Regions from separate parts of the Homo sapiens genome. Here regions 1, 2, 3, 4, 5 and 6 are each linked to region 7. A link is a loop called in an ENCODE intact Hi-C map of the cell type or tissue named here. Cell type or tissue: mammary epithelial cell. All regions are shown on one strand. Region 1 has its middle 20 kb from the start of CCNI. Region 2 overlaps CCNI (cyclin I). Region 3 overlaps SHROOM3 (shroom family member 3). Region 4 overlaps CCNI (cyclin I). Region 5 has its middle 4.4 kb from the start of SHROOM3. Region 6 overlaps SHROOM3 (shroom family member 3). Region 7 has its middle 47 kb from the start of CCNG2.

What was found. A loop is a pair of places that touch in the nucleus more often than their neighbours do. Peaks named below come from ENCODE experiments on the same cell type or tissue, not always from the same donor. Only the 100,000 strongest peaks of a DNase experiment are listed, where the experiment ranks them.
Region 1: a loop joins it to region 7, with 15 times the contacts of the local background. A loop is called at or near these places in 83 of 110 quality-filtered maps.
Region 2: it touches region 7 in a loop (11-fold over the local background); 61 of 110 quality-filtered maps call a loop at or near these places.
Region 3: it touches region 7 in a loop (15-fold over the local background); 54 of 110 quality-filtered maps call a loop at or near these places.
Region 4: it touches region 7 in a loop (8-fold over the local background); 61 of 110 quality-filtered maps call a loop at or near these places.
Region 5: a loop joins it to region 7, with 7 times the contacts of the local background. A loop is called at or near these places in 28 of 110 quality-filtered maps.
Region 6: it touches region 7 in a loop (5-fold over the local background); 5 of 110 quality-filtered maps call a loop at or near these places.

The regions. Positions count from the first base shown.
Region 1 is chr4:77,093,735-77,097,734 of GRCh38, reverse strand. No RefSeq gene overlaps it. Among named protein-coding and RNA genes, the nearest start is that of CCNI, 20 kb to the right of the region's middle. In mammary epithelial cell, a CTCF peak has its summit at 2,202 (motif pointing left); a DNase peak (open chromatin) is centred at 2,194; H3K27ac peaks cover 1,587 bases.
Region 2 is chr4:77,050,636-77,054,635 of GRCh38, reverse strand. The region is part of intron 6 of CCNI (cyclin I); the gene reads left to right. Among named protein-coding and RNA genes, the nearest start is that of CCNI, 23 kb to the left of the region's middle. In mammary epithelial cell, a CTCF peak has its summit at 2,165 (motif pointing left); no DNase peak of the experiment used is centred here; H3K27ac peaks cover 480 bases.
Region 3 is chr4:76,509,434-76,513,433 of GRCh38, reverse strand. All of the region lies in intron 1 of SHROOM3 (shroom family member 3), which reads right to left. Among named protein-coding and RNA genes, the nearest start is that of MIR4450, 62 kb to the left of the region's middle. In mammary epithelial cell, a CTCF peak has its summit at 2,182 (motif pointing left); no DNase peak of the experiment used is centred here.
Region 4 is chr4:77,045,133-77,049,132 of GRCh38, reverse strand. It overlaps CCNI (cyclin I), which reads left to right. Exons shown (of 7, transcript NM_006835.3): 7 at 471-1,978. The coding sequence ends at 914. Among named protein-coding and RNA genes, the nearest start is that of CCNI, 29 kb to the left of the region's middle. In mammary epithelial cell, CTCF peaks have their summits at 1,910 and 3,477 (motif pointing left); no DNase peak of the experiment used is centred here.
Region 5 is chr4:76,428,856-76,432,855 of GRCh38, reverse strand. No RefSeq gene overlaps it. Among named protein-coding and RNA genes, the nearest start is that of SHROOM3, 4.4 kb to the left of the region's middle. In mammary epithelial cell, a CTCF peak has its summit at 1,880 (motif pointing left); no DNase peak of the experiment used is centred here.
Region 6 is chr4:76,756,548-76,760,547 of GRCh38, reverse strand. It overlaps SHROOM3 (shroom family member 3), which reads right to left. Exons shown (of 11, transcript NM_020859.4): 8 at 3,611-4,000; 9 at 853-1,003. All of the region lies in intron 1 of SHROOM3-AS1 (SHROOM3 antisense RNA 1), which reads left to right. Among named protein-coding and RNA genes, the nearest start is that of SHROOM3-AS1, 44 kb to the left of the region's middle. RefSeq lists a silencer at 1,415-1,484. In mammary epithelial cell, a CTCF peak has its summit at 2,048 (motif pointing right); a DNase peak (open chromatin) is centred at 2,057.
Region 7 is chr4:77,202,278-77,206,277 of GRCh38, reverse strand. No RefSeq gene overlaps it. Among named protein-coding and RNA genes, the nearest start is that of CCNG2, 47 kb to the right of the region's middle. In mammary epithelial cell, a CTCF peak has its summit at 2,482 (motif pointing right); DNase peaks (open chromatin) are centred at 2,517 and 3,597; H3K27ac peaks cover 1,481 bases.

The DNA of each region.
Region 1 (4,000 bases), 110 kb after region 7:
TCAAGATCAAAGCACCAGCAGATATCTGGTGAGGGTCTTTTCTTGGCTTGTAGACAGGTGCCTTTTGCCATATGTTCACATGGCTGAGAGATCATCTCTCTCACATCTTTTCTTGTAAGAGCACTAACCCCATTCACAAGGACTCTATCCTCTTGACCTAAGTACCTCCTAAAATTCCCACCTCCAAATACCATCACACTGGGGATTAGGCTTCAACATATGAATTTTGGGGGACACACACATCCAGTCAATAGCAGAGCTATCAGAAAAACAGTAGGAGGCATTTGACTCTACTATGTCAGAATAATTTCACATCAAAATACTGGAAAATGGTAAACTTGGCTATGAGGTTTGGGCATTTACTTCCTTCGCATCTGGTGTAGTTAAATCCTGAAGAGTATTAAGGCACAAACCTAACCCAACATTGGAATAGATAAAAAATGTCCTCTGAATTAAGTCCTATATGACTTCATGGGTAATTTCAATCCAGACATATGCAGAAATTTTCAATTATTTTTTTTTTGAGATGGAGTCTCACTCTGTCTCCCAGGCTGGAGTGCAAGTAGCACAATCTCAACTCACTGCAACCTCTGCCTCCTGGGTTCAAGGGATTCTTCTGCCTCAGCCTCCCGAGTAGCTGGGACTACAGGTGCACACCACCACGCCCGGCTAATTTTTGTATTTTTGGTAGAGACGGGGTTTCACCATGTTGGCCAGGCTGGTCTTGAACTCCTGATCTCAGGTGATTCACCCACCTTGGCCTCCCAAAGTGCTGAGATTACAGTCATGAGCCACCCTGCCTGGCAAGAAATTTTTCATTCTGTTACACAAAATATTTTTATAGCTGTCCCCAATTTTACCTTAAAATTGTGACCACTGCACAATAGGAATGCTGTGTTTGTAACATTATCTCCTGGTTTTGTGGTCAGCTTGCTACTTTAATTCAGTCCAAGGCCCTATATTGAGTTGGTGCTCAATAAATATTTGGATACTTGTTTATTGAATAAGATGGGGTCACACAACTCCAGCTTTTACTAGTAAATGGGGCTTGCAAAATCAACTGATACTAGCATCAGTCTGAACCACATACTGTATTATGTTGTGTTTAATTGCAGAAAAATTTATTGCAGTCTAGATCTTAAAAAAGGTACTTAAAATTCACTTTGAAAAATATCTAATGTCTGGAAGAAAAAGAAATGGGGACTCTACTCAAAAGGCCTAATGTCATCAAGTTATTGGCAAATACAACACAGAATGATGTTGCACTGGTGAGGATGCTTCATCCTGGGATATAATTCCTCCCTGCTGCTTCTCTGTGGGGCCTACCCAGAAAAGAAGCTTGAGAAAAAGGCAATTGAATGTTTGTAAGAAGCAGATAATTAAAACCCAGTTAATGCTGAAGAAACAAGTTGGTGGATCTAACTAAATAAAAAACTGTTTCTGACAGGAAAAAGCAAACTTAGACAACCAAGTAATAAAGACTAATTTCAAATATTGTCTTCAGGCACAATGCTTTTCCCTTATCTCTTTCCTAACTAACCGTATTAAATGAAGACTCTTCATTATTTATTTAATAGAATTTTATATTTATACTTCTTTGTTGACAGAAAGTAAATTTCTCTCTTAAAAAGTAAAAGTTACATGTAACAAAGGGCCTTTGCTGCAGTCTAGAAAGTAGAGCAAATTGGAGTAGGATGAGAGAGAGGAAAGGGAAAGAAAGTGAGAAAGAGGAGAATGCCTTGGAACCCACAGTAGTGAGTAGTGTGTTTGTAACATTATCTCCTGGTTTCTTGATCAGCTTGGTTTCTCTGGGATGACCTGAAGTGGGCAGGGAACTCACCCTGAATAGTTTTGAGTTAAAGTGTCCAGCTCCTTTCAGGGGTTGTTGAAGTCATGTCACATCAAATGTTACCTGACCCAGTACCACGGAAGTTGACGGGAGCATAAGAGCTAAGAACTGCAAGAAAATGTGTCCACATAAAATTTAACACTGAGCTCTCCATAAAAATGTAAAGCAAGGTGACCCTCTTTAGAAACCCATTAAAGGATTGTAACACCAGCAGAGACAGGATCCCACTTCATTCCACTCCCCCATTACCTAGAACAACAGAGACACTGACCTGAAAGGACTCAATCGAGCATCAGCAATGGGGGAGTGTGATGATTGGTAAGTATATACTATGAGGCAGCGGCCCCCTAGTGGCATGCCAAGGTCAGCACATATCTGAAGAGTGTCAGCAAGACAGCTGTGCCAAAGTGACCAGGCACGGAACAAAGAGATAGAGTTCTCTTAATGGCTGTCAAAAAGATCAAGTTGACTCTTTTGGGACCTGCCAAGAGAAAGAGGAATCTTGAGTGCTGGGAAGATTGGAGAACTGGGGTGCCAGTATTTACACAGGTGGGGGCTCAGAGCCAGAAACTCCTATTGTCGTACTACTACTCTGAAGCTGCTGTGGAATATGAGGATATACTGTGTATTGATTACTGTAAACTTTACTGAATTGTTTAATGTAAATTGGTTGACTCAATACAAAAAAAAGCCCCTCTACTCAAAAAAATCTTTTGAAAAGATTTCCTAATGTTAGCCTTTAACTCCTAACATTAGGGATAATTTTAACATTATGATAAAGTATCCTGGCCTTATCGGTTTAGAAAATTACATTTTATCTTGGCTCTTTTGTTTAAAATGTATATCAAACTTATAAAATCAGTATATACTATTTGACATTCTCATTATTATAAATGCAATTTTAATTCGGTGACTAACGAGAACTTGGTGAATAACTACCTGGGTTTTTGAACAATTTTAAGAGACAAAATAGTAATATATTTAAAGGCAAAGGCAAGTAACAATATACTATACATAAATATAAAAGCAATACTATTACTAACATAGTCTTTCTTTTTTCATATGGACAAGATCCAGTTCTTATAACCTTAACTGTAACTTTCTACAGTAAGGAATATGATGTGTGTATTATAATGCACGTGGGAGTAGCTGTCAAATGAAATCTGGTCTATGTTCTACTCAGCAATTCTCTGGGTGAAAAAAAACTGACTTGGCATTCATATCAGCCTTTTAATATTTATTGCCTATTTATATGTATATTGTAAATTCTTTTTTTTGGCGGGGGTGGGGTATGGAGTCTCGCTCTATCACCCAGGCTGGATTGCAGTGGCACAATCTCAGCTCACTACAATCTCCACCTCCTGTCTCAGCCTCCCAAGTAGCTGGGATTACAGGTGCACACCACCACACCCAACTATTTTTTGTATCTTTAGTAGAGACAAAGTTTTGCCATGTTGGCCTCGAACTCCTGACCTCAAGTGATCCACCCACCTTGGCCTCCCAAAGTGTTGTGATTATAGGCATGAGCCACCACACCTGGCCTGTATATTGTAAATTCCTGATAGTGGTCAAGAGGCCAAGTTTCAGTGAACCTACAAAAATTGACCGGGAGCCCTCTCTAAGAGGCATGATGGAGAATATTTGATATTTGGGGAGGAGGGAAAGATCTCATAGAATATTGAAGTTTCTGCCCCATAAAGATTGGTTCCTCTCACCATATTTCTCCACCATTATGTTTTTGTCTTTACCTTACCTTATCCTCAAGTGTTCAGAAGACACTTCAGATTCTGGAATAGAACAGGCTGAGGGTGGCGGCTCATGCCTATAATCATCTCAGCACTTTGGGAGGCTGAGGCAGGCAGATCACTTGAGGCTAGGAGTTTGAGACCAGCCTGCGCAACATGGGCAAAACCCCATCTCTACTAAAAATACAAAAAAAAAGCTCACATCTGTAGTCCCAGCTGCTCGGGAGGCTAAGGCATGAGAATCACTCGAACCCAGGAGGCAGAGGTTGCAGTGAGTGGAGATCACACCATTGCACTCCAGCCTGGGGAACTGAGCAAAACTCTGTCTTAAAAACAAAAACAAAAAGATTCTGGAATAGAAATTATCTCATACTTTAGAGTAGTGGATTTGGGAATATGATTAATT
Region 2 (4,000 bases), 150 kb after region 7:
CTTGTATCTACAGATTATTATAAAATGTATAGGTTGATAAATTATCAACTACCTAAGTAAAATGTAAAGGTTCAGTGGAGAAAATTCTCATTCAAATGGAAAGTTGGTGAGAGTGCTGTATGTTAGCAACTACTTTGAGAGAAGGCTTACTGGTTCTATTCATGTCACCAAATAGAACTTACCGAGTTTAGATCTGCTGCAGACCATTTTCCTGCCACCTGAATCCATAAAAGACTCATGAACCTACTTTCCCTTTATATGGCTATTTATTCTTATTTAACAGTAGTTATTCTGATTTGTTTTATTGGATTTTACTTAGAAGATTGTGAAATTCTAAGCTTAACATTTTGCAATAAACTAATTGTAGCAAAGAACTGCAGTTATTGAGCTAAAAATTTAGATTATTATAAAAGAAAAACATAATAGTTGAATTTGGTGTTTTTCTAAGAAAGTTATAATTGATCTTATAGCAAACATTTTAAGAAGTATGTCTGAAGAAAATGAACCAGGCAAAAAAATAATTTTTTTTTTAAACAAGTATGTCAGTGCTTCCAAGAATTTTAGGCTCTAGTTTGTGAGCAGAGGGGAGCTCAGTCTTTTCATAAAAAGGTTGATGATCAGAGCAGTATGTTAGCTAGAGATCTACCTATGTAGTGTAACATGGGCTGTTTTTTGTTTTGAAGGGATATCTTAATTGTCTTAGATTAAAATAATTAAATGCTGTAATGAGAATAAATCCTAGGAGGTAGTTGCTACTTAGAATTTTTAGAAATTATGATAAACCACCATTTAAATGAATAATATGACACAGAAAATTTACTTTGCTCACCCTGGAGTGTTAGAAAGAAAAGTTGAATATTAATCACTCACATTAGACTGTGAAGTAGAGGAATAGGCTTAATAGAAAACCTCCTACATTACATTATTTTTATTGGAACAAATGACATCTCTCTAAATGCCTTCTGACTTATTCTCTGTGCTTACTCTCAAGATAGTACAGAAAAAGATTGCTTTAAAGTGTTAGTGTCAGAGGACAGATTTTGAAGCATAAATAATAATGTTGTAAATAGCATGTGTATTCTGTAGCTTTGAGATCATGTTTTCCTAGTGAAAAACACTGGAAAATCTGATACTCTTTTGTAAGTTTTCTGGTGCTAGAGGAAGAGAGTATTCACTGAAACTTTTTTTTCTTCTTAGCTGAAGGAGTATTGCAAACCTGGGATTTGACAGAATCTTTGGAGAAGTTATTTCATTCACCTCCTTTATTTTATAGCTCTGGTGTAGGGAACTGGAGACTTTCTTAGAGCCGTGTAGAGCTACTTAGTAGTGATTTAAAAGAACCAATGCTTTTTTTCATACCACACAAACCTTAAAAATTCTAGTTCAGTGGTTTTCATAATTTGTTTTAGAAGTGGAACCCTTTCCCAGTCCCCCTTCCCCAAAGAAAATCTTGTACACACACAATCCCAGAATATAGAATAGAAGAACGGAGCTATACTTGTGTTTAAGGGCAGATCTCCACTCAACATAGCGTTTTCCCTTCCATAGCTAGAAATCTACCTATGTAGTGTAGGTTTAGATTATATTATGTAGGTAGTCTTTGGACGTAGTTTGAAAACTGGAAATACAGTGAATTTTTTTTCTTTTTAAGAGATATGCCCCATGTAGTATATAATTGCAGTGGGGAAGTTAGTGAAGAAAAGGAAGGTCATAAATCTTGGTAGAGACTTTTGGGACTTGTTCTAGCAGTTCTCTAACACCAACCCATGTGGTCCAAACATGGATGGCTCCTAGTTCTTTAGGACTCATTTCTGTTTTTGCTAAGTTTGCTGTGTTCAGGTAGGGAACACCAGGTCTAATATCTTTGTGTTTAGACGTGTGACAAGGCCACAATATCAGATTTCTTCCTAGTTTTCTGGTTTTAATATAGGAAAGTCTTGCATCAGATTGATGAGATCATGCCAAAATTATTTGCGACATGATTCCCAGTGTCTTGGTTTGAGGAGAGTCCATCACAGACATACCGTGCTGTGAGGAGGCCACTCTCACTAGTTCTGCCTGAGCCCCCACTTTGAGACAAAGTATGGTGAGTGTTCCCAGGTTTGAAAGGCAATCTTCCTTTTGTCCCTGTTAACCTCCCACTACACCCCCTTAAGCTCTTGCGCCACCTGTTGGTCACCATTCTGGGATGGCTAAACCTCTTTCTCTCCTTAGCCTTATAAACTCAGGCTGTTAACTCTACCTAGATTAGTGTGGTGGTCTTTGTAGTTCCTAGCTGGGCAGTAGTCAAAGTACATGTTCTAGTTTAAAACTAGAGTAGGTGCAGCCATAAAACAGAACAAAATCATGTCCTTTGCAGCAACATGGATGCAGCTGGAGGCCATTATCCTGAGTGAATTAACGCAGGAACAGAAAACCAAATACCACACGTTCTCACAAGTGGGAGCTAAACGTTGGGTACACGCGGACATAAAGATGGCAACAGTAGAAACTGGGGACTACTAGAAGGGGGAGGGAGGGAGGGGAGCAAGGGTTGAAAAACTGTTGGGTACTGTGCTCACTACCTGGTTGACAGGATCACTTGTACTCCAAACCTCAGCATCATGCAATATATATCTAGTTAATAAACCTGCACATGTACCATCTAAAAGTAAAAAGAAGCAAATTTAAAAAAAAAAAAACAAAAAAACAGACCCCTCCCCACCAGTCTCCTGGTTCTTTTTGAAGGTGGCTGTGGTCAGACTATTCCAGCAGGTTCCTCAGTGCTTCATGCTGTTCATCAAACCTGGATCCATCTGGACCTACCATTTATGTCATTTATTGTTATAAAAAATAATACATATTCTCTTGACACCTTATAATTAGAGTTCATTTAAGTCCTTTTTATCAACTCCATTAGAGTACTTGTCTGGTGTCGAGAGTTTTGGTAGTTCCAGTATATGTGCTTGTTTTGTTTCTTCCACTGGATCTCAAGAAGGAACAAATTATTTTGGTGTCTTATAGAACAAATTCAGATTGTACTAGATTAGAAGGAATTTATTTTGATGTTATTTTGGAGAAAAGACTTACTTGGGACTTGGGTGGAAGTGGAGTTCATATGGATGGTTTTGTTTTGAATAATTTCTAAGGTCTTTTAGCTCTATCATTTCTTGTCAGTCTCCCACCGCTAAAATATAACTCTATTTACTTCGTTTTTTCACACAGAAAGATTATAGTGACATAGTCTTCCTCTTACTTAAATACATGTCTTTTTAGGATTCTGCCATAGTATTGATTCTGCCATGGCATTTATTATGCCCAGTGACCAAGGCATTAGAATATTTGTGGTACCTTTACCTTTTTAGGCCAATAAATATCATTCATTTGCTAAAGAACATTTCATTAAACGAGGTACAGTTGGCTCTCCATATCCATGGGTTTGGCATCTGGATTCAACCAACCGTGAATTGAAAATATTCAGGAAGAAATTTCACAGAGTTCCAAAAAAACCTGGAATTTGTGGCATGCTGAGTACTACATTGAATCTACACAGATGAAGTGATGTGTAGGCATTCTGTTAGGTATTATAAGTAATCTAGGGATGATTTAAAGTATACAGGACAATGCGAGTGGGTTATATGCAAATACTACATTATTTTATATAAGAGACTTGAGCATGTTGGGTTTTGTTATCTTTTGGGGGATCCTAGAACTAATCCCCCATGGATACTGTGGGATGACTGTACTTATTTTTTAGAAATAATTTCTACACTATAGCCCCTTTTTTACTCCCAGTTTCTTTCATTTTTTTTTTTTTAGGCTTCCTAAAATATTGGCAGAAGCTCCATCCTTTCTCTGTGCTTTGTTCCAATGTTTTTAGCATGTTTCAGCTTGTTCTACATCCCTGGGATATATAATAAGACCTAGCCTAAATGTAAGCTTGATAGTTCAGGGACTATCTTAAGTGTTATGTTAACTTTTTTTCTTTTAAGGGAGGGAGAACAAATTCTAATACTAGTTA
Region 3 (4,000 bases), 690 kb after region 7:
GCTGAGGCATGAGAATCACTTAAACCTGGGAGGCAGAGGTTGCAGTGAGCCAATATCATGCTGGCATGGGTAACAGAGCAAGACTCTGTCTCAAAAAAAAAAACATATTATTTTCCCCTCAAACATCAGAATTAGAATCAGCAACCAGCTTCCCCTTCTCCCACACTCAGCCTGAACAGCTTTCCTTGTGTTTAGCTGGCATTGTCTCCCTTTCAGAGTCGAAAGCATACATGTAAAACCTCTGATAGGGAATCATGAAAGACCCGACAGTAGAAAGTTCCACCAAGGGACCTTTGAAGTCAAAGGAAAGGAAGGATGAGTCTTTGACACAAAGTTAACCTACTGCTCCTGCTCTCAGGTGGAAGCTGGAAGCCCTGCATCTGTGGAGGGTGACTTAGCACCATGGCAGGCCTGAGATGGCACGGTGCAAGCATCAAAGCAATTCACAAGACTTGCTCATGTAGATGTGGGTGCACTCCACAGTTTGGGTACTTTTATGACATTGTGAAAGAAGTTGGTTATGATCCAATCCACCTTGTTTCTTCCCTGTATTTCAGCAAAACATTAACCATTTTCTACCCTAGTTCCTCCTTAAAGCTCACCCCAGTTGGTCATATCTCTGGTCTGTGATAAGGCCTTTACCAAATTTTCTGCTAACTGTCCCTCCGTGGGAGCACCTCATCAAGTTGAAAGAGAAATGTATGATTCCACGCTCATTGCAGTATCCGATCCCTACCACAAGTCCCTTAGGTCCAGGTTAGGTTTTCTTTCCCCTTCCCACCCCCAATCATTTTGGAGGTAATTTAGATAGTAACCACCAAAAAGGCCACCAGTTTAAAGGTTAAAACATTTTCCCTCCTTGTCCCTCGATCCCCAAGCACCCTGCAGAGGGTGTGACCCCTAAAGCAGGTAGAATCCTGCGGAAGTGAAGAAGCCCACATTGTGGTGAGAAAATGGCCCACATTCCAGATCTGCCAGTTTCTTCTGCTGCTTTCCTTAATGATTTTCTGCTCTTACCACTTAGCAGGAAGGAAATAAAAGAAGGAAGAGGATCCTCTCTGAAAAAAAAAGGCTCTGTTTATAACCTGCCCTCCTTCCTCTCCTCTGGAGATCCCCTCTGCTTTGGAATCTCAGGGTATGAGCCCAATGCCATTGTAGGGGTTGCAAGGTCAGTTTCCAGTTGCTTAAGTCATGTGGCATCTATCAGAACCATTAAACAACTTCTTCCTGGTACTTGTGTCAATTTCCTTCTAGTCTACATGTCAATCCTTTAACTTGACCTTTGGCCCTATCTTTTTAGCCCTTCCATTCTACTCCCACTGCCTCTCTTAGGTCAACTTCTGCCTGGAAATCCCCAAGGTCCCTGAAGAAAGAGGATCTTTCTATTTAGGCCTCAGGCCCACTCCCTCGGACCTCAGGTTGAAAATATTCTCCTGAGGGTCACCTCACCTGTGTCTCAACTAGGCCCCTGGCCTCTTCCCTAGGGATCTTCAGAACAACCTTCTTTAGATTCTGAGGACAGGCCCCTCACTCCGTTTCTGCAATGGGGTTTCCCATCTCACTTCATGGTCTGTCTCCCACTTTCTCACCATCCTTTTCCAGCCCCACCTGGCCAGGAGTGATCAGCTCCAACCAAGGAACACAGAAACCCAACCCACAGATCATCGAGATTTCCTACTATTGTTTATAATTGGAACATATTTGAATAGACTGGCAACACATGGGTGTTTTATTTGAAATTTTTTCCCTGAGAGAGCACTACCAAGCCCCCATACTGCAAATCCTCCCCGATCCTGGAAGACAGAAGTTGTTTTTATCTTGTAAAGCACATAGCTGCCATTCTGCCAGCAAGACCCCTGCTCATCACAGGTGAAAACTTGAAGGGTATTTTTCCAAGAAGCAGTAGAAGTGATAGAAAAAGCCTTGGAGAAATTGTAGGCAGAGGTGTTGTTGAGTGGTGACTTCAGTGGATATATTGAGAGTAGGGGAATTCCGATTATAGCGATAAAAGCATAATTCTAGGGACATTAAACCTGGGCCTCATAGAAACCACTAAGAGCAGGTAGTGATCTTAAGCCACCTAGATCTTTTACTTTATAACATAGTGTAAATTAAATAATACCATCTTATCCTACTGGTTTTGGCAAATGGCAGCCAAGAGCCTAGTCTTTTGCTGCCACCTTGTGTTTAGGAGACAAAAGTCTAAATTCACAATTGCTGTGGCATTATTATTATTATTATTATTATTTTTGAGATGGAGTTTCCCTCTTGTTGCCCAGGCTGGAGTGCAGTGGCGTGATCTTGGCTCACTGCAACCTCCACCTCCCAGGTTCAAGCGATTCTCCTGCCTCAGCCTCCCGAGTAGCTGAGATTACAGGCGCCAACCACCACACTTGGCTAATTTTTTGTATTTTTAGTACAGGCGGGGTTTCACCATGTTGGCCAGGCTGGTCTTGAACTCCTGACCTCAGGTGATCCACCTGCCTCGGCCTCCCAAAGTGCTGGGATTACAGGTGTGAGCCACCGTGCCTGGTGAGAAATGAACATTTTAGAGCCAGAAGAGATCTTAGAAATTCTCTAGTCCAGCTCCCTTCACTTCACTGATGAGGGAACCAAGACCTAGATTGGGACCAAAGTCTCCTTGTTCTTTCCCCTGTGCCACACTACCTCTCTGGTCAATTACACTCACATCACATGCACATATCGAGTCCTCAACAACTAAGGCCATTGAAGTACATGGCAGAAAAAGCCAGTCTGTCCAAATCCATAGGTGTCTCATTCAGTGGAAACATTTCCAGGGGATTGTGCAGTTGTATATGACAAGGCCAGGTGACCAATGACAACGAGAGCTAACACTTAGCACTCACTGTGGATCAACTGCTGTGCTAAGCACTTTGTGTATATCTCACTCAATTCTTTCAGTAACCCTATAAGGCAACAACTATTATTACCACCATCTTATATTTAAGGAAATTGAGGCTTAGAGAGGTTAAGTAACTTGCCCAAAGTCATTCAGCTACATCTGGCAGAGAGAGAACTCAAACTCAAGTCTGTAACTAGTACAATCTGTGCTCTTGCCCCCATTTTTTATTACTGATTATACTGACTTTACCTCATCCCATTCTTCAGAGATAACATTATTACAATTTGATATATTTCCTTTCAGCCTTTTTTAATGCATAGATAAATATTTTTATGGCACATTGAAATTGATTTCAACACGTTTGTACTATAAAATAATACTGAGGAGGTCTTATATATAAATCTTGGTCTGGATCTCAGTATTTTAATGATAGATTTATAGAAGGAAAAGTACGGGGTCTAAAATTACAATCTTAACTGAGGATTTTGGTATTGGCAAACTTATTTTCAGAGTGCCCGCACCATTTCACAGTCCCACCAATAGTATATGGAAGTACTCACTTTAACACTTCCTCACTGACATTGGAAGTGTTCATATTTGCTCAATTTTGCCAAAAATAATTTAAATTTTGGCAAATTTCAAGGATCTAGTAGATGAGAGCAATACATATCTGAGAATTTCAGACCTAAGGTAACCTAAATGATCCAATAAGAAAAAGACTCTTAGCTCACTTCTGAATATGTGTAATTCTATATGGAAAAAATTAGGTAAAAATTGGGTAAATGTCCAAAAATTCCAAATAAAGTATTTAAAGAGTCTGAGAGTGCTCACTTTTTTGGACATGGCTGAGTAGGAGGCACCATCATGGGAGTCCACACCTGCCACAAGGAACCCAGTGCCAGAAACTCAAGAGCCAGGAAATTGATCTAAAGCTGTTGGTCAAGCGGTACATGTTTCTGGCCAGAGGAACCAACTCCACCTTCAACCAAGTTGTGCTGTAGAGGATATTCATGAGTGGCAGCAACAGGCCAGATGATCAAGAAAATGAAGTTTCCTGGCCAAGAACACAAAATGAATGGTTGTGGGGATCATAATTGGAGGGCAAGGTCCTGACCTGGACGCCCCCAAAGTCTATGC
Region 4 (4,000 bases), 160 kb after region 7:
TGATTAAAAAAAATTTTTTTTTTGCCCTTTGGCTTCTTACATTTTTAATGAATGTGTTTATGAGTACTTTGGACTCCACTGAAAAAAATTAGAAGAGGCCAAGAGAGTAGGATGAAGGGCCTTCCAGACAGGGGGAATAGACTGAAAAAAAAAAAAAAAAAAAAAAAAAACAGACGTTGGATACAAAAAAGTAGTTTCTGTTCTCATGTAAATGTTCAGCATACATTGCAAATACAAAACTCAAGTTCCAAAGATAATTATATTAGAAATACAGATTTGGACCTAATTTCTAAGATGATGTTGATGGATGGGTAGCTGGATAAATAAATGAGTTGGAGGTAGATGTGGGGAGAGAAAAGACTCAGCGGGGACGGAAAGCACAGGGAGGAAAAATGGCCACCAGAGATAACAGAGCAGCCTATGTTAATTAATGATCAACTGTGTGTGGCTTTTTTTTTTTCCTGGCCCAGATGGATAGCTCCCAGTTGATCCATTGTCGGGAGCTTGTGGCACATCACCTTTCTACTCTGCAGTCTTCCCTGCCTCTGAATTCCGTTTATGTCTACCGTCCCCTCAAGCACACCCTGGTGACCTGTGACAAAGGAGTGTTCAGATTACATCCCTCCTCTGTCCCAGGCCCAGACTTCTCCAAGGACAACAGCAAGCCAGAAGTGCCAGTCAGAGGTACAGCAGCCTTTTACCATCATCTCCCAGCTGCCAGTGGGTGCAAGCAGACCTCTACTAAACGCAAAGTAGAGGAAATGGAAGTGGATGACTTCTATGATGGAATCAAACGGCTCTATAATGAAGATAATGTCTCAGAAAATGTGGGTTCTGTGTGTGGCACTGATTTATCAAGACAAGAGGGACATGCTTCCCCTTGTCCACCTTTGCAGCCTGTTTCTGTCATGTAGTTTCAACAAGTGCTACCTTTGAGTGTAAACTAAGGTAGACTACTTTGGGAATGAGAACATGCAAAATCAGGAAAGGCTGTAGAAGGAAATATACCTTAACAGGCTGATTTGGAGTGAGCCAGAAAAAAAAAATAAAACTCTCATTATTTGTGTGGCTAATTATAATTCAGCGTTATTTAAGCACATAAAGACCAAAAAAAAAAAAAAGAAATCCAAAAGATCCAAACTTTTTTTAAACTTAAAAAATCTCTTTGTAGTATGTCAGTTGCACTTTTTTTCTGCCATAATGTAACGTAGCTTGCCCCGTCAAAAATTCAATTAAAATTCATGGCCAGCAATCCTGTTCCCCCTCAGCATCCTGATTTAATTTTCCTGTTGCTTTTGCTTGCTTCTCCATTTAATAGTTACTGAACTTTATGCATGTTGATCTATATTGATTTTCACTGCAGTTGAATGAACAAATTATTTCAGTGTGACAGCCATGACTCAAGTTCCAATTAGTCTGAAAAGGGTACTTTGGAATTGTCCCATATTAATCAGAGATGGCAAAAGAAAAAGTTCTCATATTACCAGGTTGATTTTGTGTCTCATTTCAAATTTTAATTTAAAATTATGGTTTTCATTTTTGTTTACCTTAAAGTGATGCTTAAAAGTGGCATGTAATTAGGACACTTAGGTTTGTTGAAAGCATTTTCGACATTTGTATAAAAGAATTTGTGATAAATATATCCAGGTGCTCACCAAAGAAACATGTATTAACAACTTAAATTAGATTTTTCTAACTGATAGTTTTCACTCATTTATAATCAGTAGGAGAGACTGTCTAGATGTTGGGGCAGCTCTATGATTTAAGTCTGTAACATGTTATAACTGAATTTAGTACCCTAGTTTTGTTAAGCTATTAGGATTTTCTAATAGAACTTACTCCCCCTGCCTCCCCAGCCTTATGTTTCTTTTAATGACTTCTGGATCCTGAGCTCCCTTTGCAGTCTGAAAAAGGTATTGCAGTCAGAACTGTGTACTGATGATAAAAGCCTCTGGTAGCAATAAAAAGTTGTCCTTAACTTTTGTTTTTGTGACTTTTTTCTGGTTGTGAAGAGGTACAGGTTCCTGATTGGCTAGGCACTGCTATTTCAACTAGAGAAAACAATAGAAAGACCAAGAATACACTTACTGAAAATAAAACATGAAGAGGATCTGAATGTGATCGAGGGATATAGGTTTTAGACATAAGAATTTTTCTTTCGTGATATTTTTTCACTGGTGCACTGTGAATCCTCCAAATAGTAAATTTACATCTTAATGTGACTGCTTGTGAGAGTAGGCTCAGACCCCTATCTTTAAAATGTCATTTTTAGCCATTTTGTAATGTTCAGATTTAGCAGAACAAGAGTATTTTCAGGTCATCATCTGATTTGTAAAAAATTCTTGTGGTAGGGTTGACTTACCTGTTTTATGACCTTAAAATCCAATTAAATGGGAAGCATTTACTCACATGTCAGTAAAGGGAGTGGGAGGGAAGATAGCAAAGGATTGGCTTCACAGATAGACATTTTAAAAATTTCTCATCCTGATCTTCATCTGTTTAATTCATCTGAATTGTAGGAGCTCTAAGAAGTTTACAACTGCATATGTTCATAGTATCTGTAAAATGATACAGATACTATGAAACTTCCTCCTATTTAACAGATGAGGACATAGTTGTGTTATGTAGACAGCTAGGGATAAAACTGAGTTTAGAGTCAGTATTTCATTTGTAGTCCAGTAGCTGCAAATTGAGCAGAATGTTAGAGGACAATAGGATTTTCACTTTTCAGTCTTAAGGTTTTCAACATTTACAAATTGCTGGTAAGTTAGTTTGGAACACAGCATTCTTCTCATGGGACACCGAATCAAGTGGGATAGTGGGCTGCTAGCCCTCATGCCTCAGAGCTTATTTAACCCATCGTTCAGTTCAGTGATAGTTTTGGAGACCTGGCCCTCAAAAGCACTGTTAAACCTTGGCCACCATTTCAGAGGACTGAGCCCACTTCCTCACAACTTACTGTGGGCCCTTAGAGAACTGTGGCTTGTGACAGAAAGAGCCTAGTATTCTTGAACAGTGTAGAACTTTTCATTAAGAATGTTCCGGTCGGGTGCGGTGGCTCACGCATGTAATCCCAGCACTTTGGGAGGCTGAGGCAGGCGGATCACGAGGTCAGGAGTTCAAGACCAGCCTGACCAACATGCTGAAACCCCATCTCTACTAAAAAATACAAAAATTAACCAGGTGTGTAATCCCAGCTACTCGGGATGTTGAGGCAGGAGAATCGCTTGAACCCAGGAGGCGGTGAGCCGAGATCGTGCCATTGCACTCCAGCCTGGGCAACAGAGGAAGACTATCAAAAAAAAAAAAAAAAAAAAAAAGTTCCTGCTGTTCAATTAGTTCCTTTTACCTGAAACTATTCTCAGCCTGTCCCAAGTTACTTGTGTTAAACTTTGGCATCACATCACAAACTCAAGATCCAGAAACTTGAGCACTCTGCATCATAATTGTCTTGTGCCTCCTGGTGGTTAAAAAACCTGTCGCTCCGTGAAGCCTCTGGAAAGGCAAGGGAATATACTTGATGGGGATAGTAGTTATTCTCTAATCCTCCATTCAACCAAAAAAAAAAAAAAAAAAAAAAAAACCTAAACATGTTCTAGCCCTTGAAGATCAGACTGGAAGCTAAATATTTTACTTCTTCATTCTCTACGAGATGAATATAAAGTTAGTTATATAGAGAACTATAAGTTTTCTCTACAGATAGACGATGTATTAGTTTGGAGGGAGAAGGGAAAGCTGGGAACGCAGAATGCTCCCAAATGTCAGTAAAAGGTCAAATATGACCAGTTTGTCATAAATGTTCCTGATGCTACCTTTGGCTGTGAAGGAAGGTAGAATGTAGCTCTTCACTCAGCCAAGTTGAAGAGAATCTGAACCTATGTTCTTGAGAGAATTAAGACACTGGTGTTTGTGCCCCCAAGAAATACTATGTATTTTCTCCTGTGTTATTAGAGTCAGCCACTTGTGTGTGTCCTCTGTGCTCTTTACAAACCTGAATTTT
Region 5 (4,000 bases), 770 kb after region 7:
ACCAACCCCTGGCTCAAATGATTGATATGTGGATGGGCATGAGACTTAAGTGTGACCAATGTTATAACTAGAAATTTTACTAGTGCTGTCAAAAAATGGCATTTTCTCCTATGGTTTGCTAGGTTGGTAGATAAAATTTTTGAGTTGCTGGAAGTCTTTTTTTATTTTTTATTTTTTTTTTAATTGAGACAGAGTCTAGCTTTGTCGCCCAGGCTGGAATGCAGGGTGTGATGGCGGCCTACTGTAGCCTCAATCTCCCAGGCTCAAGCAGTGCTCCCACCTCAGCCTCGCAAGTAGCTGAGACTACAGGTGCATGTCACCATGCCTGGCCAGTTTTAAAAATTGTTTTGTACAGACAGGGTCTCACTCTGTTGCCCAGGCTGATCTCAAACTCCTGGGCTCAAGTGATCCTTCCGCCTCAGCCTCCCAATGTGCTGAGATTACAAGTGTGAGCTGCCACGCCCCAGCTGGAAGTCATCTTTGATATCACACGCCTGAGAAGGAAACCAGCTCTGAGAAAAGCAGTCTATGATAAGGGGGAGACAGTTCTGGTGATACCATTGAGCCTTGTGCCCAATTGTACCTTACTGAAGCTGGCAATTCTCAAGCTTTTTGGTTTCAGGAACCCTTACATGCTTAAAAATTATTGAAGACTCCAGATAAATTTTATGTGTTTTGTATTGATCAATATTTACTATATTAGAAAATAGAAAAGAACATTTTAAAATACTTATGTATTAATTCATTTAAAAATAATAAATCTTTATATGTTAAAGTAACATATTAATATTTTTATGAAAAATAATTACATTGTCTCAAACAAAAAATATTACCAAGAAGAGTGGCACTGTTTCACATATTTGCAACTCTCTTTAATGGCCAGGTTAGTAGAAGATGGTTGGATTCTACCATCTGCTTCTGTATTCAATTTGTTCAATATCACATGGCATATAGCCACTGGAAGATTCCCCTATACATTTTTGAGAGAGCAAGTGGAAAAGGTACACAATGTCTTAGTATTATTACAAAAGCAGTTTTGACCCTGAAGACCCTTAACTTTCCAAGTTCCTATGGGATCATAAAACTGGTAATTGTAGGAGTGGGGTGGCTTTAGGCCACCATAAGCAGATGCAGCCAGGCCTAAAGCCACCCCACTCCTACAATTACCAGTTTTATGACCCCATAGGTACCTGTTTATTTTTTCCTTAAACCAGCGGGGGTTGAGTTTCTGCTTCTTGCAACTGAAAGAGTTCAGAGTAATACACAAGGAAACCCCTTCGTGGTTTTTCCTGGTTTGGGAGAAAGTTTAGAGAAGCTTAGCACAGTACCAAAAATGAAGCTTCACATTGTGTTTTTCTGTCTATTACTTCTCTCCTTCCTTCTGCCTCTAACTTAGAATTACTCCTGCTTTCTTGATCAGATTCTTCCCTTCATGACAAATAGATCCAATGTAGCTTACAACTTTATTTTCTGTCTCTATACGAAAAATTCCCACTGTGAGTTATTGAGCTCATATTGCTGTCATTGTGAATATGGCCCCAGAACAGAAAAATATATCAGTCATATTGACTCTACCACTTGTTTAGCATCCCTACACCAAACAGTCTGTTAAATGTCATCTTCCTAATCACTGTTTTGACTTTTTAGCAATCACACATCATTGTATTTGTTAACAGCACTGAAGGAAAAATTAAGTTGATCTTTTGAAAATTCCCATTTCTTGATTTTAATTTTTCTTAGTATGCCCTAATGTTTTTCTCTTTATTTTTTGCTAAAACTTTTAATGTGATTGTCAACTTATTGGATTTTTAAAAATGCTTCTAGATGGAATATTTAAGAGATTGAAAAGTCAGTAGGTTATCTCTGAAAATGAAATCAGAGCGACATCTACTGGCTATTCTGGCTCACTAATCGGTAAAGTAAATTAACTGTAGACAATAAATAGGGTTTTTTTTTTTTTTGAGACAGAGTCTCACTTTGTCACCCAGGCTGGAGTGCAATGGCGATCTCGGCTCGGCTCACTGCAACCTCTGCCTCCCGGGTTCAAGTGATTCTCCTGTCACAGCCTCTCGAGTAGCTGGGATTACAGGCACACACTGCCACACCTGACTACTTTTTTTTTGTATTTTAGTAGAGACGGGGTTTCACCCAGTCTGGCAATTCTCAAGCTTTTTGATTGAGACCAGACCAGGCTGGTCTTGACCTCCTCAGCTCAGGCAATCCACCCGCCTCGGCCTCCCAAAGTGCTAGGATTACAGGCGTGAGCCACCGCGCCCGGCCTAATAAATTGTTAAATTATAAGTTGGAAGTTTATTTAGTCTTTCTTAGAAGGCCTCAGAACAATCCTAAATAGACAAAAATCAATCTTATTTTAAAGTTTGTGCAATCTCTCTAGGCAGCCTTTCACAGGCAAAAAGAATCATGTCTTCATGTGTCTCCTTAAGATTGGGGATCAAAGCATGATGTCAGCTGATTTAAAACAAAACAAAACGAAAAAACACCGGGCACGGTGGTTCACACTTGTAATCTCAGCACTTTGGGAGGCTGAAGTGGGTGACTCCTGAAGTCAGGAGTTTGAGACCAGCCTGGCCAACATGGTGAAAACCTGTCTCTACTAAAAATACAAAAAATATTAGCCGGGTGGGGTGGTGCATGCCTGTAGTCCCAGCTACTCGAGAGGCTGAAGCAGAAGAATCGCTTGAACCTGGGAGGCAGAGGTTGCAGTGAGGGAGATGGCGCCACTGCACTCAAGCCTGGGTGACAGAGTGAGACTCTGTCTCAAAGAAAAAAGAAAAGAAAAGAAAAGAAAGATTGAGGAAAACTTTCCCAGCTGATCTTCCCTCATTTCTCAATGCCATGAAGTAGATCAAATGCTTCCTCTGAAAACAGTCACTTGGAAGAGGAATGAAAGCACAAAGATTAGATTTAAACTAATCAAGATCTACCTACTAGAACTTCCCCTGAAGCACAGGGCTCTGTAGAATGTTGTGTTCAACACTGGGGTTCTTGAGAAAGGAGGAAGTGGGGATAGATGCTGAATATGCAATTTACAGCATTTGCTTCACCAAATATCATAAGTTGGTGGCAGAACTATCAAAACACAATCAACTCAAATTATTTGGGAATGATCTAAATGCTCCATGTCTTGCTTGAAGCAGTAGTTTCACAGGTGCATATATGTATGCCGAAACTCATCACATGGTACACTTTAAATGTATACAGTTTATTGAATGGAAATTATAGCTCAATAAAATTAGTTTTTAAACAACTGAAGGACTTCATGGACAAATGAATAGGTAGCCCAAATGTAGAATATACATGCAATGAAATACTTTCCAGACTTAAAAATGAATGAAATCTGTGATCTAAATCCTTTTTTATTTAAAAAAATGAATGAAATTCTGATATATGCTGCAACATAGATGAACCCTGAAGACACTATGTTAAATAAGCCAGACACAAAAGGACAAATATTGTATGATTCCATTTATATGAGATACCTAGAGTAGTCAAACTGACAGAAAGCGAAAGTAGTATGGTGCTTTCAGGGGATGAGAGACGAGGGAATAAGGAGTTACTGTTTAATGGGTACAGAGCTTCAGTCTGGAAAAATGAAAAAGTTCTGGAGATGGATGGTGGTAATGGTTACATAACAATATGCCTATGTGAATGCCATGGAATTGTACGATTGAAAATAGTTAAAAAGATAAATTTTATCCTATGTATATTTTACCACAGTAAGTTTAAAAAGTGCTTATAAAAGGTAAAGAAATGTAAAACATGACACTATGATTAATTAGATCATTATTCATCACTTAATCATGGTAAGCATGGTTGTAGTGAAAAGTCAGAAAACTGCCAGATGCATAAAGATCCAAATAATAATAATATCTGATGGCACATACTTGATATTAGATCCCTGACAGAAGTCACAACTGTTATAGAAGTCACTGTAGTAGATTATTATTTAAAAACTGCTAGAATTATATCCGCAAACTTA
Region 6 (4,000 bases), 450 kb after region 7:
AAAATCACCCTAGAAAGTTTCTCCTGGAATCAGGATCACTGAAAACCACTTACCTTCCAGGCTCAGCAAGAAGCAAGCAAGCTTTCCTTTGCAGCACACATGCCTGAGCTGCATAGAGAGCTGCAAGCACAGCAGAAGGCAGCCCCTCTGGTGCTATAGAGAAAGTGGAAGGCGAGAACTTTCTCCCCTGCAGACACAGCCCAGTTTAGATCTCCATGGCATGTGGGAAGACAGCAGCAGCATCACGGTCATTTTTTAAGTGTCTTAACATTTGAAATCTCTGTAGGAGTATCAAATGCTAACAACTAGATTCCAGCACTGCACTTTCAAGCTATTCGCTGAAGTCCCTCAAAAAGGGCTGGGGAAGATATAAAGGTTAATATTACTTTTTCTCAGAAGTGTCATTTAACAATTGGCCTCCTTCCCTAAAAAAAGTTTCTAGATTTTAAAATTTTCCTTTTGACTATGAAACAAGAAAATTACACACACCGTTGGCACTGGCCAACCAGCAGCTGAGAACAGTGTCGGGGTCCTGGTGCTGGATTAGGAGGCTAGGGACTTGGGTTCAAGTCCTGGCTATGAGACTTCTAATAATCCCTCTAAGCTTCACTTCTGTTATTTGTAAAAACGAAAAGTACAGTAGCTTACCTGCCCTGCCTACTCACAGAAAAGCTAAGAGGAAATTAGTTAAAGTGCCATGTAAATCCAAAGTCTAATGATTTTGGTGCAATCTGGTGATGTGACAGGTCCTTTCCCCACCTGCCTCAAGAGGCCCAGTCACCACGCTGATTACATGGACCTTGTCAATTTTTCTGAGGAAAGCTGAACAAGGGCATCCCATTCTTTATTTACCTTCTTTTCATTGACATCTGCCTGTTCCTCTTCCTCATTCACTTCTGCTGGCATCTCTTTGATTTTGTTCAGTAGCTCAGCCTTGGGAGCAGACACACTGTAGTAGGCAGGGCAGTTAACCAACATGCTCACTGCTTCCTTGTCTTCATTCCTGGGCCAAAAAGAGCACAAAGTATAGCCACACAGATCACGCCAGAGGCTTTGTTTCACTGCAGATGTCAGTCCATTCAGAAGTGCGTAACAATTCTATTTAATTTCTTTCCCAGAAATTAGGATAAACTAGTAACTGTTAACTAATGAGTGATTACTATGTACAGGGCTGTTGAAGCCAGGCAAACTTGGGATGGAAAACCACCAAAAGCAGCATTAGGGATGACAGTGGGAGTCAAGGCTATGGCCTCGCCAGCTGACTCTGGAGAAGACATTTAACCTCTCTGCTTTTGTGATTCATATAAGAACGACACTGACTCCTTATTTCAGAGAAAGGCAGTGTGGAACCATGACTCAATCAATGTGAAAGTATTTTCAAGGTGCTGCACAAACCTCAGGTTTTAGGTCAATTATTTCCTATACTCCTTTGGTTACATGTAATCTTTCTAGTGCCTACTATGCACTGTTGCTTGAACACACAAAATTTTTCCTTCTCAAGTGTGCCTGCTATCCCATATAATCCTGGGAAATCTGCAGTTTGCTGGTCCGCAGTGAACTAATACAAGATATAAAATCTACTCATTGATAATATAATAGGGATGTTTTAAGGCTGAAGAAAAAACTCAGAATTGAGAAACCTGCTATCTAGTAGTTCTCTGTTTTACCACATTTGAGTTGCCTTTCAGCCTATAATTCATATCCTACCCACTGAATAAATGACTCTATGGAAGTACGATTCTCTTGGAGAGGAACTTTATTTAATCTTGTGATATTATTTAACATCTAGCCCATCATTTTACTATGAAATTAGGAACCACACACACAAAAAATCATCTTTACTAGTTTCCTGCTTGATAACTGTCCCAGTAAGCAACAATGACCACATTTAATCCAGTTAATTGAAAGACAGGGAAAAGATTTTCTGATACATTTTTGTTTGTTTTTGTTTTCAGATATGTCCACCGCATTACAAATGGGATTCTCTGGCATCTGACCAACCCTCACAATGGCTACTGGCCATCTCATGCCCAACAGGACAATGCTTATTTCCACCAGGAGATGGCGCATGCCTTTTTTTTTTTTTTTTTAAATCCCCAGGAAGGTCTCAGTGCTGCAAAAGCTCCATGACCATTCTGCTTCTAAACTGACGGAGCAAACATATATTTCCAGTGGTAATGCTAGGAAATACTTTGCTAAGGATGTTACTTTGGTCCTTCAGCCAGTGGTCAGAGAACAGAATGACCATACTGCAACCACCCATGGTGAACTGACTGGCACACCTACAAAAATCTTATCTTTGGGGTCCCCATAGTACCCAGTGGATTGCCTTGCACATTGTAGGTGCTCAGTATGTGTTTGCTAAAGACATGACCCTGGATAAATCACTTCACCTCAATTAGTCTGTTTCCCAAATCTGAAAATAAAAGCAGTGAAATGGACAAGGTGACAGTTAAGGCCTTGAATCAGAAGAGCCTCTGACAATGTGACAAATAGCTTGTAAGTATCACATAGCTCTTTCCTTTCTCTCTCCCCCATAAAATGAAACGTGGTGTTCCTGTTAGTAATTTAGTTAGGATCAGTTGGAAATTTTTAAAATGCAATCCCAAATTTGGATAAAATGTTCTGTTTTTATTTAGTCTGGAAGCCACTAACTGCTGAGTCCCAGACTGTCAATCCACAAAGATTTCACTGAAAATTTAAGAGAAAATGAAAGCTACTCAGTCTTTCTCATAGTAGTCTTTTAAGGAAATAAAACATGCAAGAAAATACTGCAGTAACCCAGGAGAAATGAAAAGCACAGACTGCACACTGGGACACGTGTTACATGGCTGGCTCAAGGAGCTTCAGAAGCAGAGGCTCACGGACTGGGCCAAACCAGACAGTGCGCTCCTACTCAGACCTTTCCTGATTTTCAGGATTTGCGCCAACACCCACCTTAATGCCTCAGAGGTAAGGGTCAGTGTAGTACACGAATCTATTTCTCTAGGCTCTCCTCCTTACAAAGCCCTTCCCCTCTCAGTCTTGGCAAGACGTTGGCCACGCTCACCACTTCCACTTGCTCCTTTCCCAGCACCGAGCTCTGAGGGCCTCTCTGCCAGAGCAGCTCTGATACAGAACCGGCAAGTACACCTTTGCTGAGCTGGGGGCACTGTGTAATTGCTGGAGACAGGCACAGTCATGGGGCTGTGATCAAATCCAGGTGCCATCACTCACATGTTCAATGACCTTGGTGAGCATGGTCTTAATTCCTCTGTACTTCAGTTTCCTCATTTGTAAATGGAGGTAAAATTGGTAGCCACCTCAGAAAGTTCTTGTGAAAATTAAATAATGTTGATATAAATAAATTAATACAATGTTTGACACACAACGTTAACAATGGGTACTAATGGCAATTATTATAATTATTACTATTACTTTCTTTGTTGTTGCATATCTGTCCCACATCCTCACTGCCAGAGCCATTCCTCCAAGACTGAGATAAAATGTCACTCTTGGTTCAGGAGCTGTGGCAGTAGGAGAACATCAGGCAACTAGTCCTAGACTTATCATCATCCCCATGGAAGGAGTGTGATTGTAAGTCTCTCTGAGGACATCACCAGGGACTTACCTCTTGCCTTCACATCCTGAAGAGCTGACAGTTCTCTGTATGGCCTTCCTCTTTACACTGTTTTCCTTCAGCAAGTTCACATCTCGGGGAAACAAACCTTCCATCAGGTCCATTGTTGTCTTCAGCCTGGAGTCTGGATCCAAAATGTCTGCTAGAGATTTGTCTTGGTGGACAATTTCCTTGGCCAAAGCCTCTGTTCTGATGTCTTCTGAACTCTTCTGAGGATCAGGACTGACTTTCTTTTCTAAACCCTGAGTTCCACTGACTGGATCATGGCTGAGGCTTTGAGTCTGGATGGGTGCTGGCTGCCCACCAAGAGACCCAGCAAGTTGGGCGTGAACGCTCATGAAGGAGGGTGGTGTGGACTCAGCCTCTGAACCCTTGATAGAA
Region 7 (4,000 bases):
TGGAAACCCCCCCCAAAATTATGCTCAGGGTCAGAATTGACAAAGTTGGCCAAAATTCCCTAGATCCTACTGGTAAAGGGTTGCCTTCTATTTAAGATTGGAGCTGAGCAAGAATCCAGCCACAGCCCCATAGTCAAATTCACAAAGCTTCCTGAAATTTACCTGTGTTTAAGAGCTCCTCTAACCCTGTGCTGGGAAGTTCCTCTCACCCCTCAAAATGTTTGCTACTTCTTCCGGGAAAGCAGTGAGAGACTTCCAACTATCTGTTATCTTGCCACTCTAATTTCTCCTCCCCAGACTTCACCACAGAGGTATTGCTAGAAGCAGTTCATTTCTTCCCTTAGTGTAACCCACCCAATCTGACATTCCCACCAAACGAAATGAAGACCTTAGAGAAAGTCTTTCCTTCAAGCAATCCCTAGTTTGGACTCAGTACATCTAGACAAATGACTTCAGTATTGTATGGGAAAGCTGTGAACACCATCTGCAATTCTCACTGTGAAACCTGAAGATGCTTAATGTCCCAGGACCTTCTCATTAGACCAAAATTATAGACACTCATCTGTCTCAGGAAGTCAGGACCATTGTGTGCCAAACTAGCATGTGTGGGAGGAGAGGCTTACCTAGAGATTCTATCAAACAGCTTCTGAGACCCCACTGCCCAAGACACTCACTTCCATACGGAGCAGGACCTGGCCGAGTTCCACGTTTGTCTTGCCCTGATAGTGGTACTCCTCTCCGTGGCGGGGTAGGGGAGGAGGGGGCGGCTGGGGGCGGGGGGAGTCTGATCCTGTTGCTCCTAATGCCACACTTTCAGGGAACCTAGAAAGCCTTTGAAGACCCTCAGACTGGCCTGTACCTTTTACATGCCAGTGTGGAGCCCTGGATATGAGGCCATCAGCAATATGCAGGTAGTGTGCCACAGCAAGACTGCCATAGAAATTCAGGGCTTAAGTGTCTGAGGTACCATTCACCTCACTTTCCCCATGGGGTTCTGAAAGTAATTGGGAACTACACCTGAAATCAAGATCAGACAAGCTTTGTTTCACTGAATCAGAGGACCAAAGCTGGAAGTGGGCCCCCGAACTAGGCTGAGCAAGTCTTCTACCATTGAGTAACGTAAGCCCACTCAGTGAGCAATCCTTCCATATACATTCATGAAGTAAAACAAGTACCATAAAACTCATGAGGGCAGTTCTCTCTAGAAGGGTTAACTACATATGTGCCATGAGTTGTTCCTAGTCTCATTAACCCATCCAGGTTCTTTTCCCTTGGGTAATATTGAAGAGATAGAGAAAAGCAGAGACTAGATAACTTAAGTGTTTCAAAAATAGAAGTTACATAACTTCACATGGTATAAATCAGTAGTTGATATTGCACATCTACAAGACATACCTTTTGAATTAGAACATTGGATTTTGCTTTCCATCAAAAGATTTATGTATAGGAAAAATTCACATCTGGAATCCATTTGCTTTTCAGGAAGATAACTGTAGCCTTCTAAGATAAGCCATTGTAACTAGATGGTGATGAAGGATTAGAGATGAGTTTAAAATAAAGCATTACTTCATTTTAAAAGTTAAATATACCCCAATTCTGCTACAATAGCTTTAAATTCTTCTGTTCTGGTCAACATACTTCTGAGGGATGTGAGATTGGCCTCTGCTGTGAAAGCTATTAAAACAAAGCCTTTTGGTTGTTTTCCTCTGAGTAGCATTGCTATCACTCCAACCTAGATTCAGTAGGTTAAACAAGCTTATTTGTCACATGAAGAACTCAGTACATTAAGCACTATATGCACAATAGTCATTCTGTACAAGAACATTAACATGTACCTCAGTTACCTCTAGATAACTATCATTGTACATTTGTAGTCGTCACCTGTCACCTGTATGTTCTTCCAACGAACCATGTATTTCTTCCCCTTTGTTTGCTAGGGTGTGGGTTTAACAAAATTTGGCATTTTCTATTTATTGTGTTTTACAAAGTATTGGTCCATGGCAGATCAGAACCAAATGGGTCCTTTAGGTAGTCTCAAAAGCTAGTCGGGGTCATTTTAACTTTAACTGTAGTTGAGACCTATTAACTCACTAGAAGATCAGCCATTTCTAGGCACTAGGCTAAGGTCCTAAGCCTTCCATCCAAGCACAAGAAGGTGTTTAGGGAAACAGGTTTCTCAAAACCAGCTCAAGATTTGCAGCTATGTTTATTCTCATATACCTTGAGCAAATGAGAACAAAGCAATTAGCCTTGTGTGGAAGGAATGGAGGGATTGTGTTGATAATGCCAACCCTAGAAGCCATCTTAGGAGAAGAGGCAAGAGGCCCAAACAATGAAGCAAGGGTGAAGCAAAAGCTGCCAGAGAGGACCTAACGGGGCCTGCCCTCATGTTTGGAGCCTTGGACTGTTTCAGGAATTAGACACACGGGGTCTTGCCACTTTGAAGCATGGGGCACAACCAGTTTTAAACTGCCATCAACAGGGGGCGCTTAGTAACCATAAAAGCTTGACTGAGTTGCAAAGCCATGACTTTGCTAACTCTTGAAAAGTGAGCTGGACGTAAGGATGCTCCCCGTTTGGAGTGAATGCTTTACCACAGCAGCATAGACACCGTTGAAACATTTACTCAGAGTCGAGTAGAGTAAGCTACTTGGTCTCAATTTCATACTGTCTTCAAGAGCACAGGTGAGCCATGGCTATCTGCTATGCTGGTTAGACATGCAGTCATGTAAGCTTTTCTTAGGACCAGTTCAGCATAGTTGTGGAACTTTGTCACATTGGAAGGCCTCATGACCCCAGTTTGAGGGGTTTCTCCCATCGAGACCCATTATCCCAAGGGCTCTCTCCCAGAGTCCCTGCTGCTGCTAGGGACACAGTCACAGGACTTAGCCTCTAGCAATCAGAGACACCAGGACTATTTCAGAAAGGAACAAGGAGTCAGTAGGTGGAACCATTTTAGAGTAGGGCAGCTACTTAATTTGGTGGGTTTAATGTGGAGGAATTGGTGAGCATATGAGACCAGAGCAAATCAATCAACTCCTGCTACACTGAGTTCTGGACATTATCTCATGTTTTACTCACTCGTTTATAACCTGAAAGCAAGGAAAAACTTGTTACAAGAATAAAACAAAAGCTACATGTTTAGAAGGGCCCAAGTTTACCAAGATTGCCCAACAACCCTGTTTTTCTAGCTTCTCTCCCCTCTGCGAAATTTGGGAGTTGGAAAGATACATCAGAAGTCAGTGATAAGTTTAGAGACATGGTTCTACCATAGTCTAACTCAGCCAAGCCTTATCTTTCTAGTATTAGGACTAAGACATTTGGGATTCACGAAGGGTTGAGATTTACCAGAAAAAAAGCCATGGGGTTAAATAAATGAAAGATACTATAACAAGGAAATAAAGTCAATAAAGGCAACAGCTGGAATGAGAAAGTCTGTGGGTTGGAGATTTGTGTCAAGAGAAGTAGTCTTAACAGGCCTGAAGTGGAATGACTTGAACAAGAGACTTGAACAAGCTGGAGAGGAAGACGGGGTGAGTGAGACAAAACTGGGTTGTTTAGGACAAAGTACAAGGTGTTAACCACCTATTCATGAGGAATTCCAGTAGGAAGCAGTTGACAGGAAGGTGAGTCAGGGGATGGGGAAGGTGTTTTCACAACCATACTAACACCTCTTCTTGCAGAACTAGTTATCTGGCTGTGGACCCAAACCTGGGGTTCAGGTCCCAATACACTTTGTATAAGGAAGACCTTGTGCAGGTTTAGCTTCAGATTATCATATAGGTGATAACCACCAAGGACAGAGTAGTTGAGATGTCATATTCCTGGCAGATCCGGCCCATAAATGCTTTCTCAGGTATGTCAGGTTAAATAGAAACTGATTATGGTAACACCTCCAAATAAGATTTCTATCAGTTCTGGTTTGTCAGGTGACATACTAATTGCCTCACTAATCAGACAAGTATTGTTACGCTAGTCTAGATTTTTACTGTTAACAGGA